2 separate regions of the Homo sapiens genome follow, and region 1 is linked to region 2. A link is an interaction called in ENCODE POLR2A ChIA-PET data of the cell type or tissue named here. Cell type or tissue: OCI-LY7. All regions are shown on one strand. Each heading gives the region's core, and the rest is flanking DNA. Links, peaks and the distances in the headings are about the cores only. Region 1 overlaps UBE2O (ubiquitin conjugating enzyme E2 O). Region 2 overlaps LOC105371896 (a long non-coding RNA gene).

The links. Peaks named below come from ENCODE experiments on the same cell type or tissue, not always from the same donor. Only the 100,000 strongest peaks of a DNase experiment are listed, where the experiment ranks them.
Region 1: POLR2A ChIA-PET joins it to region 2 with 5 read pairs; 5 of 35 experiments call an interaction of 5 or more read pairs at or near these places.

Annotation. Positions count from the first base shown.
Region 1 is chr17:76,429,685-76,438,017 of GRCh38, reverse strand. The region is part of intron 1 of UBE2O (ubiquitin conjugating enzyme E2 O); the gene reads left to right. It also overlaps the pseudogene RPL7P49. Among named protein-coding and RNA genes, the nearest start is that of UBE2O, 19 kb to the left of the region's middle. RefSeq lists enhancers at 790-1,291, 3,657-4,157. In OCI-LY7, for the core only: CTCF peaks have their summits at 4,932 and 5,139; DNase peaks (open chromatin) are centred at 4,098, 5,127 and 5,867; H3K4me3 peaks cover 3,348 bases; H3K27ac peaks cover 4,740 bases.
Region 2 is chr17:76,248,942-76,257,274 of GRCh38, reverse strand. It overlaps LOC105371896 (a long non-coding RNA gene), which reads left to right. Exons shown (of 6, transcript XR_007065913.1): 4 at 1,507-1,644; 5 at 3,183-3,363. Among named protein-coding and RNA genes, the nearest start is that of UBALD2, 12 kb to the left of the region's middle. RefSeq lists an enhancer at 5,096-5,165. In OCI-LY7, for the core only: no CTCF peak of the experiment used is centred there; a DNase peak (open chromatin) is centred at 4,864.

The DNA of each region.
Region 1 (8,333 bases), core at 86-8,085, 180 kb before region 2:
GGGGAGGGAGATTCCGTTTTGAACACATTGCAAATTAGATGCCTGGAGGCATCCAGGCAACGAGAGACACCTCCCTTCGAAGCGTGTATTTAGCCTGTCCCCCATCTTCCTTTAATTCTTATTGCTGTCCTATTTCATAACCTCATAATTGCAGTTTCTAAACAAACATTTTTTAGATTTATAGAACAGTTTCAAAGATCATACAGAAAGTCCTCGTATCCCCTTCACCCAGTTTTCCCTAATGTTCACATCTTACATATCATGATATATATTTGTCGAAAGTAAAAAAATTGACATTGAGCCAGGCACAGTGGCACGTGCCTGTAATCCAAGCTACTCAGGAGGTTGAGGCCAGAGGGAGGATCGCTTGGGTCCAGGAGTTCAAGGCCAGCCTGGGCATTGTGGTGAGACTGCATCTCGCAAAAAAGATATTAACATCAGCCACATACTGTTATCTAAACCATACACTTTTATTTGGATTAGTTTTCTTTTCCAGGATCCAATCCAGGATACTACATTGCATTTAACATAATTGCCTTTTTTTTTCTTTTTCTTTTTTTTTTTTTTTGAGATGGAATCTCGCTCTGTCGCCCAGGCTGGAGTGCAGTGGCATGATCTTGGCTCACTGCAAGCTCCGCCTCCCAGGTTCATGCCATTCTCCTGCCTCAGGCTCCTGAGTAGCTGGGACTACAGGTGCCCGCCACCACGCCCGGCTAATTTTGTGTATTTTTAGTAGAGACGGGGTTTCACCGTGTTAGCCAGGATGGTCTCGATCTCCTGACCTCGTGATCCGCCTGCCTTGGCCTCCCAAAGTGCTGGGATTACCGGAGTGAGCCACTGTGCCCTGCCACCTTTTTTTTTTTTTTTTAAAGATGGAGTCTCACTTTGTTGCCCAGGCTGGAGTACAGTGGTGGGATCTCAGCTCACTGCAACCTCTACCTCCTAGGTTCAGGCGATTCTCCTGCCTCAGCCTCCTGAGCAGCTAGGATTATGGGTGCCCACCACCATGCCAGCTAATTGTTTTGTTGTTGTTGTTTGTTTTGCATTTTTAGTAGAAATGGTTTCAACATGTTGGCCAGGCTGGTCTGGAACTGCTGACCTCAAGTGATCTGCCCACCTTGACCTCTCAAAGGCATGAGCCACTGCACCCAGCCTAGCATAATTGCCTTTTAAATGTTGAAATAAATGCTCCTCGTTGATCTTTCACTAATCCCCATTTTATACTCTGTCCTAAGAGGCGTTACCTTTTTTGAATTTTGTTCAGAAGGAGGGTGCTAGCCAGTGGCTTTTGATGTCAGGGCAAGGGGTCAAGTAGGATGCTTTGTAAAGAGAGGCAGTTTGGGAGTTGTGAGGAACCTTGGATAGCACTTTTGAGTAGAGAGGTGGTGGCTGGACACCAGAGCAGCAGCAGGCGAGGGACAGCGTGCAGGGCAGGGGCCTGGAGGCATCGTCTAGGCTCTCGGGGATTCAGGGTCCAGCAAGGAGGGAAAGTCCCAGGTGTAATAGTCTGTTCTTCAGTCTCTGACAATCCAGCACCGAAGAAAAATTGCTGGAGTCATCCTCTTATTTGCCTTAGATTTATAGCTTTATTCCTGATTGGTCTATTAAGTTATTTATATACTTAATACAAAAGTGCAAGGACATAGGAAAGGTGGGTAAAAAAAAAGTCACCCATAATTCTACCACTCGGGGATAACTTCTCTTTATTATTTCAGTGGATGGCTGTTCTAGTCTTTTATTTGTTAATTAATTAATAAATTAATTAATTTTTGAGATGGAGTTTGCTCTTGTTGCCCAGGCTGGAGTGCAATGGTGCTATCTCGGCTCACTGTAACCTCCGCCTCCCGGGTTCAAGCAATTCTCCTGCCTCAGCCTCCTGAGTAGCTGGGATTACAGGTGCACACCACCATGCCTGGCTAATGTTTTGTATTTTAGTAGAGACAGGCTTTCGCCATGTTGCCCAGGCTAGTCTCATACTCCTGAGCTCAGGTGATCCGCCCGTCTCAGCCTCCCAAAGTGCTAGGATTACAGGCGTGAGCCACCGCACGGGGCCTAACGATGATGAGAATTTGATGTGACATCTGCAGGATCCCCAGCTAGTCAGCAGCATCTAGAGGGCTAGAACTCTGGCCAGCTGACTGGGCCTTTTGCTAACTGTTTTCTGTCCCCTCTGTGCCGGGGTGTCACTGAGCTTTGCGGGACAGGCTGGTCTGTCGTGCCTTCAGCTCAGGGAATGTGGCTCCCGAGCATAGGGCTGGACTGAGAGGCGTTAGGTGAGCCAGAGAAGGCCTCAGACACAGGGCTTAGAGAGGGCATGTAGACCTGTGATTGCTTAGTGTCCATGACTAGAAAAGACAGAATCTTGTAGTTACTGGGGATTGCACGAGATCACCTTCGAGAGGGCTCAGCACAGCACCTGACCAGTGGTCACTGCTGCTGGGGGATAATTTAGCTCTGCGTCTGTTTCCCTGTGTTTCCAAGCCCATGCAGTAAACGGGGGGAATATTGCGAATTAGCTTGTCTGCCTCGTAAGGCCAACCTGAAAACTAAATCTTAATCTTTGTGTGTGTGTGTGTGTGTGTGTGTGTGTGTGTGTGTGTATGTGTGTGTGTGTGTATCTGTATATTTAAACAGATAATATATGCAAATATCACAACATTCAAAAGGTTTAAACAAATATGTAGTGAAATGTTTGTCTCCCTCCTACCATTTTCACTCTCCAGGGATAGCCACTGTGACCAAACTCTATGTGTGTGAGTATACCTTTTTTATATTTTAGCTTTTTACATAAATAGTAGCTTTCTGTACAACTGCTCTGTATTTGGCAGGTCAGAGCTTTGGATTCAGACAAACCTGGATCTGGATCCTGACCTTCCCGTTTGCTTCGTGGTGACTCACAGCTGGCTTGGTGCATCTCATCCCTTAGTGCCTTGCCAGGTGCGTCACCTCCCCTTTCCTCTCCTCATTGTTGTCCTTTGTGCCAGGCTGTTGGGCTAAATCCAGCCTAGTGTGCCACTGCAGGGAGAGCCCAGCTCTGCCATTTTGGGGATAGTGTAGGAATCCATGATCCCTGGATGGGCGCGCCCGAGCCCCTCTATTGGGGCAGGGTTTTCTCAGTAGCCAGAGGTACCACCGATGGAGGTGGAAGGACTATAACAGAGGTATTTGACCCAGAAGACCTTTGTGAGGGCAGAGACAAAGTTGTTTTTTTGTTTGTTTTTTTAAAAAAAAAAAAAAAAAAAAGCTTAAGTGAAAAAGCATTTCCAGAACATCGCAGGTGCCTTTCGACTTCACTCCTGACCTTTGCCATGTCGGAATTGCTTAGTTTGTGTTAGCAGTGTGGGACCACTCTGAGCTCCTTGCAGAAGCCAAGGCAAGACTCTTAAAAGGACTCTCCACAACCCAAAAGCAAACCACGGCCATATAAGGTGGGTTCTGTTGCCTTTCCCCAGGACGAGGAGTCACCCTAATTCATGCTTGGAATCCTTTTTTCTTCATGTGATTCCTGTGAGACATATCTCAGGTAACACAGTTCATGGCAGGACTATTGGCGTGTCCTTTACAGTTTCCAGGAAGACAAATGTGCCCTGTGATTTCCAGGGTAGGACTGTGTTTCCTACGCGTTGGGGTTTCCTTCCTCTCCGTTTCTCCCATAGACCCTTGCCCCTCTCACTTTCCTTTTCTGTGCTGGGAACATCAGAATAAGAAGGAGTTTTCAGCCACCGTGTGCTTATTGCAGGTGGGGTCTTCATCTGAACCTCTGAGATAGGACTGTGTGCTGGGTTTCCATGTATGTCTAGGTCTATAGTGGTAAGACTGGAAGGGATCCTCGGGGTCATTTCGCTGGAGCCCCTTATTTTATAGTCAGGCCCAGAGAGGCTTACGTGGTTAAGTAAGATGGATGGAAGCCACAGACAAAGAAAACAGACTTCTTTCTTAGGAAATAAAAGTCTATAGGAGGACACTCATCTAATTTCTAAGAGTAGAAGATGTTAGGAGGGCTCGTTTTTGTCTTCTGGTGAGTATAGTTTGAGACAAGTTCTGGTATTTGACTTGAAAAATAGAATTGATAGCACAGGATTTACAGGAAACACTGTAGCTGGGCCTGTAGGCGCGCACCGCCACGCCTGGCTAATTTTCATTTCTTTTTAAGTTTTTTGTAGAGTCACCATCTCACTATGTTGCCCAGGCTGGTCTCAAACTCCTTTCCTCAAGCGATCCTCCTACCTTGGCCTCCCAAAGTGCTGGCATTACAGGCCACCGCACTGGCCGAAACCCCATCTCTCTCTCTCTTTTTTTTTTTTCTGAGATGGAGTCTCGCTCTGTCACCCAGGCTGGAATGCAGTGGCGCAATACTCACTCCACCTCCTGGGTTCAAGCGATCGAGACCCCATCTCTTAAAAAAAAAAAGGTTTATTGAGACAATTCACATACCATAAAATTCACCCTTTTAAAGTGTGCAGTTCAAGTGGTTTTTAGTATACTCAAACGGTTGTACGGTCATCACCGCTATCTAATTTTAGAACATTTTCATCACCCTAAAAAGAAACCTCATACCCATTAGGAGTCATACCATATTTCCCTGCACCCCTCCCAACTCCTGGAAGCCATGTTCTGTCTCTGTGGGTTTGCCTATTTTGGACATTTCATATAAATGGAAGCATACTAGATGTGGCCTTCGTGACTGATTTATTTAACGTGATGTTTTCAAGGTTCATCCATGTTGTAGCATGTATCAGTACTTCATTTGTTTTTATTGTTGAATAATATTCTATCATATGGATAGATCACATTTTGTGTATCCATTCATTAGTTGATGGACATTTGTTGTTGTGTCATTTTCACCTTTTGGCTATTCTGAATAATGCTGCTATAAGCATTCAAGTCCACGTTTTTGTGTGAATGTATATTTTCAATTCTCTTGGATATTATACCCAGGAGAGGAGTTGTTGGGTCGTATGGTAGGTAAATCTATGTTTAGCATTTTGAGCAACTGCCAAACTGCTTTCTGAAGCAACTGCACCATTTTACATACCCACCAGCAATGTTGGTGGGTTCCAGTTTCTCCACATGCTCACCAATGCTTGTGACTGTCACTTTGTTTATAGCCATCCTAGTGGGCATGCATGGGTATTGCATTGTGATTTGGCATGCATTCCTAGTGATGAGTGATGCTGAGCATCTTTTCATGTGCTTATTGGCCATGTGTATATCTTCTTTAGATAAATGTTTATTCAAATAAGTCCTGTGCTTATTTTTGAACTGAGTTTTCTGTTGGTCTGCTTATTACACCCTGCATTTGGATCTTCCCTCTCTCCCATGGAGTCTCGCAGGTGGGCTACCTCTTGTGGCAGGTGCCTGTCAGTGTCATTGGGATCTGTGCTAGCCATTTTGCATTATGTTGGGATTTAACCCCCTTTCCTATTTCAGTATGCTTAAGACCCTTAGAAACTGAAAGGGCTTTAAGTCCTAAGTCTTTCCAGGAACACAGATGTAATTGTTTTAAATCTGGGGCTCCACAAGCATCCTAGGATGAGAAAGGGGTTGCTAAATAGGTTTTCTTGGACAGTGGGCAAGCTTTCAAATATTTACCAGTCACATGTACCGTGGCATGCTGGGTATAAGTCTTTCTAAGGCGGAGACCATACAATCTATTTCTTTTGAGTCTCTCTCATAGTACAATTATAGTACTTCTTACACAGTGGGATGATGAAATATTTGTGGATTGACAGGAACATACTTTGATAACTGAGTCCTTTCCGTAGCAGTTTGACGGGTCTAAGACATGGTTGTGCCGAAATGTGCATGAGAGTGTCGGGTGTGTGTGCCTGGCGATAGGGGGCCTTGAGTTTCCAAAGGCTCTTGGCTGCTGCTGCCTCACAGATTCTCCATGCTGTGTGGCTGTCTGCTGAGGGGCACATGTGCTGCTATTTATGTTTGGTGACTTTCTCAGTGATTGTTTTTAGTTTAGCCTTTTAAGAATCTAATCTAATTTTGTGAGTGTGTAAAGTGTGGATTTATCCATGCCTGCTGCGTGACACTGACAGGGAGTGTCTTCCACCCTAAGCCTGGATCAGTTCTGACTGTCATGGTTAGATCACAGCAATCCATGGGACTTAAACTTTCTTTAACATTTGAAACAAAAAGCCATTTGTAGGAGCGGATGTGTGGCCCTTTCAGGTGTCTGGGGGAGTTTCTAATGGAGCTGTTCTTTTTAAAATTTTTTATTCTTAATTTTACTTTTTCATAGAGATGGAGTCTTGGCCCAGGCTGGTCCCAAACTCCTGGTTTCAAGCAGTCCCCCCCGCTGGGCTTCCCAGCTCCTGGGATTACAGGTGTGAGCCACAGTGTCTGGCCCTAATAGTCTTTCTTTTCCCTACCCACTATTTCACATCTCAGAATAGCAACATGAGGAGAGTCCATCAAAATGAATTGGTGAGTAGGTGAATGTCTGAACTAAGGATGGCTAATTTTTGAATTTGTGATTTCCTGGGTTTTGTTGACTTTTTTTTTGAGACAGAGCACCCTGTCGCCCAGGCTGGAGTGCGATCTCGGCTCACTGCAACCTGTGCCTCCCGGATTCAAGCAATTCTCCTGCCTCAGCCTCCCAAGTAGCTGGGATTACAGGCGTGCACCAGCACGCCCAGCTAATTTTTTTTTGTATCTTTAGTAGAGGCGGGATTTCACCATGTTGGCCAGGCTGCTCTTGAGCTCCTGACTGCAAGTGATCTACCCACCTCAGCCTCCCAAAGTGCTGGGATTACAGGCATGAGCCACCGTGGCCGGCTTTTGTTGACTTATTACTTCTCCTTCATCTTCAGATCTAGTTGTATATAAGTACTTTGCAAAACAAAGATTAAAAACCTCCGGTTGCCTCTTTTTTGGCTGGAACCATGGAGGGTGTCGAAGAGAAGCAGCAGCTTCCTGTTGTGCCAGAAACCCTTGGGAAAAAGCAAAGGAATTTCACAGAACTAAAGATCAAGCACCTGAATAAGAAGTTTGCCCAAAAGATGCTTCAAAAGGCAGGGAGGAAACTTATGCACGAAGAAGTGAAGCACTACCACAAGGAATCTAGGCAGATGTACAGAACTGAAATTTGAAAGGCTAGGATGGCAAGAAAAGCTGGCAACTTTTTTGTGCCTGCAGAACCCGAATTGGCATTTGTCATCAGGGTCAGAGGTATCAGTGGTGTGAGCCCAAAGGGCCAAAAGATGTTGCAGCTTCTTTGCCTTTGTCAGATCTTTAATGGAACCTTTGTGAAGTTCAGCAGACCTTCAGTTAACATGCTGAGGATTGTGAAACCATGTATTACAAGGGGAACCCAAATCTGAAATCAGTAAATAAACTCATCTACAAGCATGGCCGTGGCAAAATCAATAAGAAGCGAATTGCTTTGACAGATAACACTTTGATTGATCAGTCTCATGGTCAATATGGCATCATCTGCATCGAGGATCTGATTCATGAGCTCTATACTGTGGCCCTTCAAGTTATCCTCTCCACAAAGTGGAATGAAGAAAAAGACCACCCATTTTGTAGAAAATGGAGCTGCTGCCAACAGGGAGGGCCAGATCCACAGGCTTCTTAGAAGAATGAACTGCGGTGTCTACCGTGATTATTTTTCTAATCTGGTCAGTTAATAAATAGTACCTGCTCTCAAATTGAAAAAAAAAATCTTCGGTTAGCATACTTTAGGTAAACATGGTAGATTGAACATATTCATTTAAATCTACTTCCCCTAGAAACTCTGCTAAAATAACAGCAAAATAATTGTTTTTAGATGTATAAACCCACAAGGACACAGAATGGGAGAGAAAACAATAACAAAAGATCTCCAATTTCTAGAAGGTGGAAGGCAAACAGAAGACTGAGCAGAGCAGAGGCTGAAATGTTGGTACCTGCGGAAAAACACCAAGGAAAAGCACTTTAGAAAGCATCAGGAATTGGAGGCAATTGGTGGCACTCAAGGTGGGAATAAGGTTTGGGCCTAAAAGCAGAGGGATTATGATTAGTTGACAGTCTGTATAGGGAGGGATGAAACTTCCCAAGTCATCTCTTTGAATTCTGCAAACCAGAAAATACTCAATCCCCTTTGCTGGCGAGTGAGAGAGCAGAGGCTTATGCACCAGATTGAGGTACCTTGGGCAGAGCAAGGGGCAGGGTAACGCTGGACTGAAAGAGGGATTCATGAACGTCTGCACACTAAAAGAGCAAATCCCAGCCATGCCCCTGCCTGCTCCTGGAGTGCTGAGGCCAGGCATGAGGCATGGCATTGGATTCCAGTCTGGAAAAAATGAGCATGTCAGCAACAAGACCTGCCATTGCCAGTATGT
Region 2 (8,333 bases), core at 86-8,085:
CTTGGAGAACCTTTATGTCTAGCTCAGGGATTCTAAATACACCAATCGGCACTCTGTATCTAGCTCAAGGTTTGTAAACACACCAATCAGCACCCTGTGTCTAGCTCAGGGTTTGTGAATGCACCAATCGGCACTCTGTATCTAGCTACTCTGGTGGGGCCTTAGAGAACCTTTGTGTAGACGCTCTGTATCTAGCTAATCTGGTGGGGACGTGGAGAACCTTTGTGTGTAGCTCAGGGATTGTAAACGCACCAATCAGTGCCCTGTCAAAACAGACCACTGGGCTCTACCAATCAACAGGATGTGGGTGGGGCCAGATAAGAGAATAAAAGCAGGCTGCCGGAGCTAGCAGTGGCAACCTGGTCTGATCCTCTTCTACACTGTGGAAGCTTTGTTCTTTGCAATAAATCTTGCTAGTGCTATGCACCACCTTAAGGGCTGTAACACTCACAGCAAAGTTCTGCAGTTTCACTCCTGAGCCAGCGAGACCACGAACCCACCAGAAGGGAGAAACTCTGAACACATCTGAACGTCAGAAGGAACAAACTCCAGACGCGCCACGTTAAGAGCTGTAACGTTGGCGGCTTCATTCTTTTAAGTCAGTGAGACCAAGAACCCACCAATTCCGGACACACTATGGTTAGGAGTTTGAGACCAGCGTGGCTAACATGGTGAAACCCTGTATCTACTTAAAATTAGCCAGGCGTGGGGGCGGGCACCTGTAATCTCAGATACTTGGGAGGCTGAGGCACGAGAATTGCTTGAGCCTGCGAGACGGAGATTGCAGTGAGCCGAGATAGCGCCATTGCACTCTAGCCTGGACTACAGAGCATGACTCAGTCTCAAAAAAAAAAAAAAAATTTCTATAGCTGTGTTCCAATAAAAAAAATTTTTTTTGAGACAGGGTCTCAATCACCCAGGCTGGAGTCCAGTGGCTCCTTCTTACCTCACTGCAGCCTGGACCTCCCAGGCTCAAGCCATCCTCCTGCCTCAGCTTCCTGAGTACCTGGGACCACAGGGGAGCACCAGCATGCCTGGCTAATTTTCAGCAAAACTTTATTTACAAAAACTGGCAGCAGCTTCACGGCTACAGTTTGTCAACTCACAGCTGGGAGAGAGGAGGGAAGATTCCCCATATGGGTCATGATATTACTGCCCCAAGGGGAGATTTTCTTGAGTCACTGCAGCCGCCTTTGTATGGGTGAGAAGGAAAACTGTCTGTTACCTCGGTATGGCTGAGCCTTACCTGATGAATCTGAGGCATCTCTGGGCCAACCTGACAGCATGTGCCGCTTTTCATGGATGAAGGATGTATGCCCCCCACCCCGTCTCCTTCACTGCCCAGAGCACGTTCATTCCAGCCATTGCCTGTCCAAACTTAGCACCCCCACAGGCTCCCAACAGATGCCCTGAATGTGTGTGGCTATGAACTTGCTTTGGTTTGCACTGTTCTCTCTTCCAAAAATTCCCTTTCTTCCCCTTCCTGTTTATCCAAATCCTTCCCAGGTTCAATTTTCCCTGCTCTAAGGAGCCTTCTTGGATTATCTCCTTATGACCTGTGGTTGCTCGTTTGGGTCAGAGTCGCTGTCTGAGGTCACAGAAAACGGAAAAAGGGCCAGCCCTTGCTTGGAGGAATCTACCTTGGTAAGAGAACTCCACTGAGCTCACCCACCAGAAGTTAGGGAGAGGGACTGGGTCACATATGCAGTGGAATCAATGTGCCAACCCACAATGCATTGCTCAGGGATACACATGTATAGGATTAAATGACAATGAAAAGCAAGGGACCGATTAATGCAAATTGGAGGATACTGAGTCTCTGGTGAAGAAAGGAGGATATGCATCTGGGAGAGGTCATTCAAGAGTCTTCAAAGGTCTTGGACTTCTTAAATTCTGTGTCGGGGACACAGGTGATTGTTTATTATTCTTTAAATTGTGTATATTCCAGCTTAGCCAACATGGCAAAACCCCGTCTCTACTAAAAATACAAAAATTAGGTGTGGTGGCATGCGCCTGTAATTCCAGCTACTCGGGAGGCTGAGGCATGAGAATTGCTTGAACCTGAGAGGCACGAGGCTGCAGTGAGCCGAGATCTCCACAGCACTCCAACTTGGGTGACAGAGCGAGATCCTGTTTTGTTTTGTTTTTTTCTGAGACGGAGTTTAGCTGTTGTTGCCCATGCTGGAGTGCAATGGTGCAATCTCGGCTCACTACAATCTCCACCTCCCGGGTTCACGTGATTCTCCTGCCTCTGCCTCCCAAGTAGCTGGGATTACAGGCATTAGCCACTGTGCCCAACTAATTTTTGTATTTTTAGTAGGGACAGTGTTTCACCATGTTGATCAGGCTGGTCTCGAACTCCAGACCTCAGGTGGTCCACCTGCCTCAGCCTGCCAAAGTGCTGAGATTACAGGTGTGAGCCACCGTACCTGGCCTCTGTCTTTTTTTTTTTAATTGTGCATGTAAATTATAAACACACTTTGGGTGTATGATTGTTTTTTCTCAAAAAATAAAATGCAGAGCTGGGCACGGTGGCTCACACCCATAGTCCCAGCACTGTGGGAGGCTGAGGCGAGTGGGCGGGTGGATCGCTTGAGCCCAGGAGTTCAAGACCAGCCTGGGCAAAAAAGCAAGAACCCATTTCTACGAAATATAAAAAATTAGCTGAATGTAGTTCACGCTTCTCAAGAGGACCTCAGATATTCTTCCACAGTGTAGAGAAAAATACTCTGTCCGTGGTCAAGGCCTGCCAGCTATTGTGTGTGCCTGCTAGTATGCTGACAGTCAGTCCTACTATGTGTGTGTGTTAATGCACTAATGTCTACCTACTGTGCATTAGGTCAGTCTCCCTACTGTGTGCCTGCTAGTGCACCGTCATTACACCTATTGCATGTAATGCCTTGTGATGGCACATTCCAAAGAGGGAAGGGTCTGACAACCACTGTGAGGCTGCCAGGGAACCCACAAATTCCCCCAAGTCCTGATCCTCCTCTGAAGACGTCGACGTCTCCTAGCTCACCGTTTCCCAGCCACTGGTGAAATCCTCAATACAGCCCCCTTCACAGCCCATGCAGTTTCTCCACTGCTCCCCTTGTATGTGACCCTGGGGCGAACCTCTCCTCCTTTGGAACCTTGATCTCCCAGTTTATCTCCCAAATTAATAATTTTTTTTATTTGAGTAGCTGCAATATACAAGCCATAAGCCATAACGATGTCCTCTCTGGCACTTTGCACCATATGGAACATGCCAGCAGACAATGAGAGGACTGAAGAGCTGAGCATCGGCAATGAAACGCTTAGCCTGGGAGCACAGCACACGCTGCATAACGACCTTTCTGTCAATGATGGGTTGCGTCTGTGAAGGTGGGCCCACTCAATTAGAATGCTGTATTTCTACTGTATCTTTTCTATGTTTATTTATTTATTTTTTATTTTTTTTGAGACGGAGTCTTATTCTGTCCCTCAGGCTAGAGTGCAATGGCCTGATCTCGGCTCACTGCAACCTCCGCCTCCCGGGTTCAAGCGATTCTCCTGCCTCAGCCTCTTGAGTAGCTGGGATTACAGGCACCTGCCACCATGCCTGGCTAATTTTTGTATTTTTAGTAGAGATAGGGTTTCACCATGTTAGCCAGGCTGGTCTCAAATTCCTGACCTCAAGTCATCTGCCCGCCTTGGCCTCCCAAAGTGCTTTTCTATGTTTAGATGGACAAATACTTCACCACTGTGCTACAATTCCCTACAGTATTTAGTATAGTAACATGCTGGATAGGTTTGTAGCCTGGGAGCAATGGCTATGCCACATGGCCTAGGTGTGTGGTAGGCTAGCCCATTTAGGTGTGTGTGAGTACACTCTAGAATGTTCACACGACGACAGAATCGCCTAATGACGCATTTCTCGGAGCGTATACGGGTCTTTAAGCAACACATGACTGCAGTACACCTTTGTTCATGGTTCACTGTCCCGAAGAATCATGTGGCCTCTTCTAACTTGACGCGGGCAGCAAAAGAGAGCCTCTGCATACCCGAAAGTAGAGGACGGGGGTCAGGTGAATGTCAGCTCCTCATTGCCTCCACAGGCAGCCAGGCTGTGAGTCAAAGAGGATGAACCTATTTTCACTTGGTTATCTTTAAATCCCAGAGTCCGGCTGGGCGCGGTGGCTCACGCCTGTAATCTCAGCACTTTGGGAGGCCGAGGTGGGCGGATCATTTGAGGTCAGGAGTTTGAGGTCAGTCTGACCAATATGGTGAAACCCCGTCTCTGTTAAAAATACAAAATCAGCCGGGCATGGTGGTGCATGCCTGTAGTCCCAGCTACTTGGGAGACTGAGGCAGGAGAATCGCTTTAACTTGGGAGGCAGAGATTGCAGTGAGCTGAGATCAGCCCATTGCACTTCCAGCCTGGGCAACAAGAGCGAGACTGTGTCTCAAGGAAAAAAAATTCCCAGAGTCACAGAGGAAATTTAAATGGACTAGGACTCAGCAGAAGGGAAAGAAATGTTAAAAGAAGCCAGAGTTTCTGATGAGATCATGCTTGAGGCTTTAGAAATTGTCAGGAACTCAGGAAGCCCGGGTATAGTGAAAAAAAAAAAAAAGTGAAAGAGAGAGAAAATCAAAAACAGAGAGCAAGAAACAAGTGCTGGGAAGAGAGGAGTTTGTTTACCATAAAGCCCCTGATTTGTTTGCCAGGATAGGTCCCCTTCTCCTTCAGAAACACAGCACCTCCAGAGTGAATGATGAATGAATGCCATTTCTGACCCCAACAGCCCAAGCCACACAAATCATTCTTTGGGCCAGGCATGAGGTGCTGTTAATAAAACACAGAGCCAGTGTTCTGCCTAAAGAGGAAGGAAGTATTTACTGAACACTAGAGCACTGGGTTGTACACAACCGAATTGGGAAACCACTAGAATATGCCTCATCACGAACAACATCCGTGCCACACGCTCCCGTGCCCAACACGCCCTGGGGCCTGGGAACAGTCAGAGAAAATCTTGTGTCCTGCCTTTGGGAGCTTCCAGATCAGAGCTGACCCACTGACCACACTGTGTACAGAGTCCAGTCATCAGAAGGGATTGAGCAAGGAAACAGGGTGTCCATCCAGCCCTGAAGGCAGGCAGCTGCCTACGCACTTCATGGCAGTGTTTGCAGGAGGACAGGTTACTCATCTGCTGGAGCTCTTAGAGGGAAGCTTAAGGCCAAAGAGGACTTCCATAGACAAGAGCTTCCCCGGGCCTGTTGAGGAAATAGTCCCGATACAGGAAGGAGATTGATAATACAGAGGGAAGTGAGGAGGAAAAGGAAGAAAGATTAAACCTAGAGAGAGGCACAGTGAAGGTGGAGGTGGTGGTGTGACAATGATGGAGACGTCCCCATGCATTGCCCTTTGTCACTGGCACCACCCTGGGAGAATCACTCCGCTAGCTTGGTGGGCAGTAGGGCTGGCACCCAGGCAGGCTTTCCCCACAGAGGCTGGTGAGATGATGATCCATGGGTAAAATGTAGGACTTTGAACCTGGAAGAACCTGGGGCCAGTTCCTGCTCCCTGTGCCTACTTGAGTTCCAGTTTCCTCATCTGGGAAGTGGGAACAATAATACTTATCTCTTAGGGTTGTTTTGAAGATTAAATGAGGCTCAGGTGGGAGGATCGCTTGAGCCCAGGAGGTTGAGACTGCAGTGAACTGTGATCACACCACTGCACTCCAGCTCGGGTGACAACGCATTCCAAAGTGCTTGGACAGAGTCATTGCTCAAAAATGACTATTCTTGGCTGGGCTCGGTGGTTCACGCCTATAATCCCAGCACTTTGGGAGGCCAAGGCAGGTGGATCACCTGAGGTCAGGAGTTCAAGACCAGCCTTACCAGCATGGTGAAACCCTATCTCTACTAAAAATACAAAAATTAGCTGGGCATGGTGGCATTCACCTGTAATCCCAGCTATTCGGGAGGCTGAGGCAGGAGAATCACTTGAACCTGGGAGGCAGAGGTTGCAGTGAGTCAAGATTGCGCCATTGCACATCAGCCTGGGCTACAGAGGGAGACTCCGTCTCAAAACAACAACAACAACAACAACTAAATAGTCATTCATTTAGTGAGCACTTTCTATATGGGAAGCAATGTACCCAGCCCTTCTGGGGGATTAGAAGAAACCTAAGACCAGGGGTATGCTGGTAAACTGGCTCTGGAGAATGGGAGGAAGCTGTGATTTGCAGCATTTGATGGTTTCTGTGTTGTAAATACTCCCATTACGCTACCAACAATTTAACAACTGGCTGGCAAAATTCCTGAACTATGAGCCCTGGAGAGCTGGCCCCAACTCAGTGAACTTGAACATTCTTTCTAGTTAGCAAATGGCACTTAAGTGAGAAGTTAACAATGGCAGAAGGCCGTGCACGGTGGCTCACGCCTATAATTCCAGCACTTTGGGAGGCTGAGGCGGGAGGATCACCTGAGCCCAGGAGTTCGAGACCAACCTGGGCAACATAGTGAGACCCTATCTCTTAAAAAAAATAGCCGGGTGTGGTGGCGCACTTTAGTCCCAGCTCCTCAGGAGGCTGAGGTGGGAGGATCGCCTGAGCACAGGAGGTCGAGGCTGCTGTGGGCCACGTTCATGCCACTGTATTCCAGCCTGGTGACCGTATCTCAAAACAAAAAGCAAACCCCCCAAAACAATGGCAGACAAACTCTGACCCACAAATACACACATCCGCAAATACACACACCACACACGTCCACAGATGGCTAATCCAGACAGCAGGGGCAAGAGGGCCGATTAGGGGCCTTGCTTTCTTCTAGTGCAGTGACTTGTTGGCAGTACTTTGTTAAGAAGGAGCAGGGCTGGGCTATCTTTTTCTCTGGCCCTTTAGCAGCCACCACACGTGATAAGGGAGACATGTTTCTGGCATTTTGAGTTTCAATGAACACAGAAAAGTGATGTCTCAGGAAATCGAAACCCCTGGGCTCTGCCTTCACCTGGTATGGGAAGTGCGTGGACCTCGGTTTCATCTTGGGCAGACTCTCAAATACATATCCTGACTTGGAAATCCAGAAACTCTGACTTTAAAATTATTATTATTATTATTATTTGAGACGGAGTCTCTCACTGTCACCCAGGCTGGAGTGCAGTGGCTCAATCTCGGCTCACTGCAAGCTCTGCCTCCTGGGTTCACACCATTCTCCTGCCTCAGCCTCCCAAGTAGCTGGGACTACAGGTGCCCGCCACCACACCTGGCTAATTTTTTTTTGTATTTTTAGTAGAGATGGGGTTTCACCATGTTGGCCAGGATGGTCTCGATCTCCTGACCTCGTGATCTGCTTGCCTCGGCCTCCCAAAGTGCTGGGATTACAGGCGTGAGCCACCACGCCTAGCCTTAAAAATTATTTTTTTGGAAGCTAATCTCTTTGTTAAAGAAGGGATTTTTTTTGCTTTGTTTTTGCTTTTGAGATGGAGTCTCGCTCTGTCACCCAGGCTGGAGTGCAGTGGTGCGATCTCGGGTCACTGCAACCTCTGCCTCCCGGGTTCATGCAATTCTCCTGCCTCAGCCTCTCAAGTAGCTGGGATTACAGGCACCCACCACCACATGCAGCTAATTTTTGTATTTTTAGTAGAGAAGCGGTTTCACCATGTTGGCCAGGCTGGTCTTGAACTCCTGGCCTCAAGTGATCCGCCTGCCTCTGCCTCCCAAAGTGCTGGGATTACAGGCATGAGCCATCATGCCCAGCCAGCTTTTTTTTTTTTTTAATTAAAAAAGTTAGCATTCATTGAGCACCCGCTGTATGTCAGGAACTGTGTGAGGGCTGCACATGCTTTGGCTAACTTAATGTTCAAAGAGCTCTTAGATGTTCTCATGGATGAAGCATAAATGAACTCAGAGAAGTCAAAGAACTTTCCCAGATACACAGCCAATAATGGAAGACCTGGATTTTGAACTTTGCTCTGTTTGACTCTAGAGCTTTATGAAGTTGATCCTTCAAGTCCCTGAGTTCCATATCCATGGATCCAATCAACCATGGATCAAAAACATTAGAAAAGAGGCTGAGCGCAGTGGCTCATATCTGTAATCCCAGCACTCTGGGAGGCCAAGGTGGGCAGATCACCTGAGGTCAGGAGTTTGAGACCAGTCTGGCCAACATGGTGAAACCCCATCTCTACCAAAAATACAAAAACTAGCCAGGCGTGATGGCGCATGTCTATAATCTCAGCTAGTCGGGAGGCTGAGGCAGGAGAATCGCTTGAACCCAGGAGGCAGAGGTTGCAGTGAGCCGAGATTGTGACACTGCATTCCAGACTGGTTGACAGAGCGAGACTCTGTTTAAAAAAAAAAAAAAATTAGAAA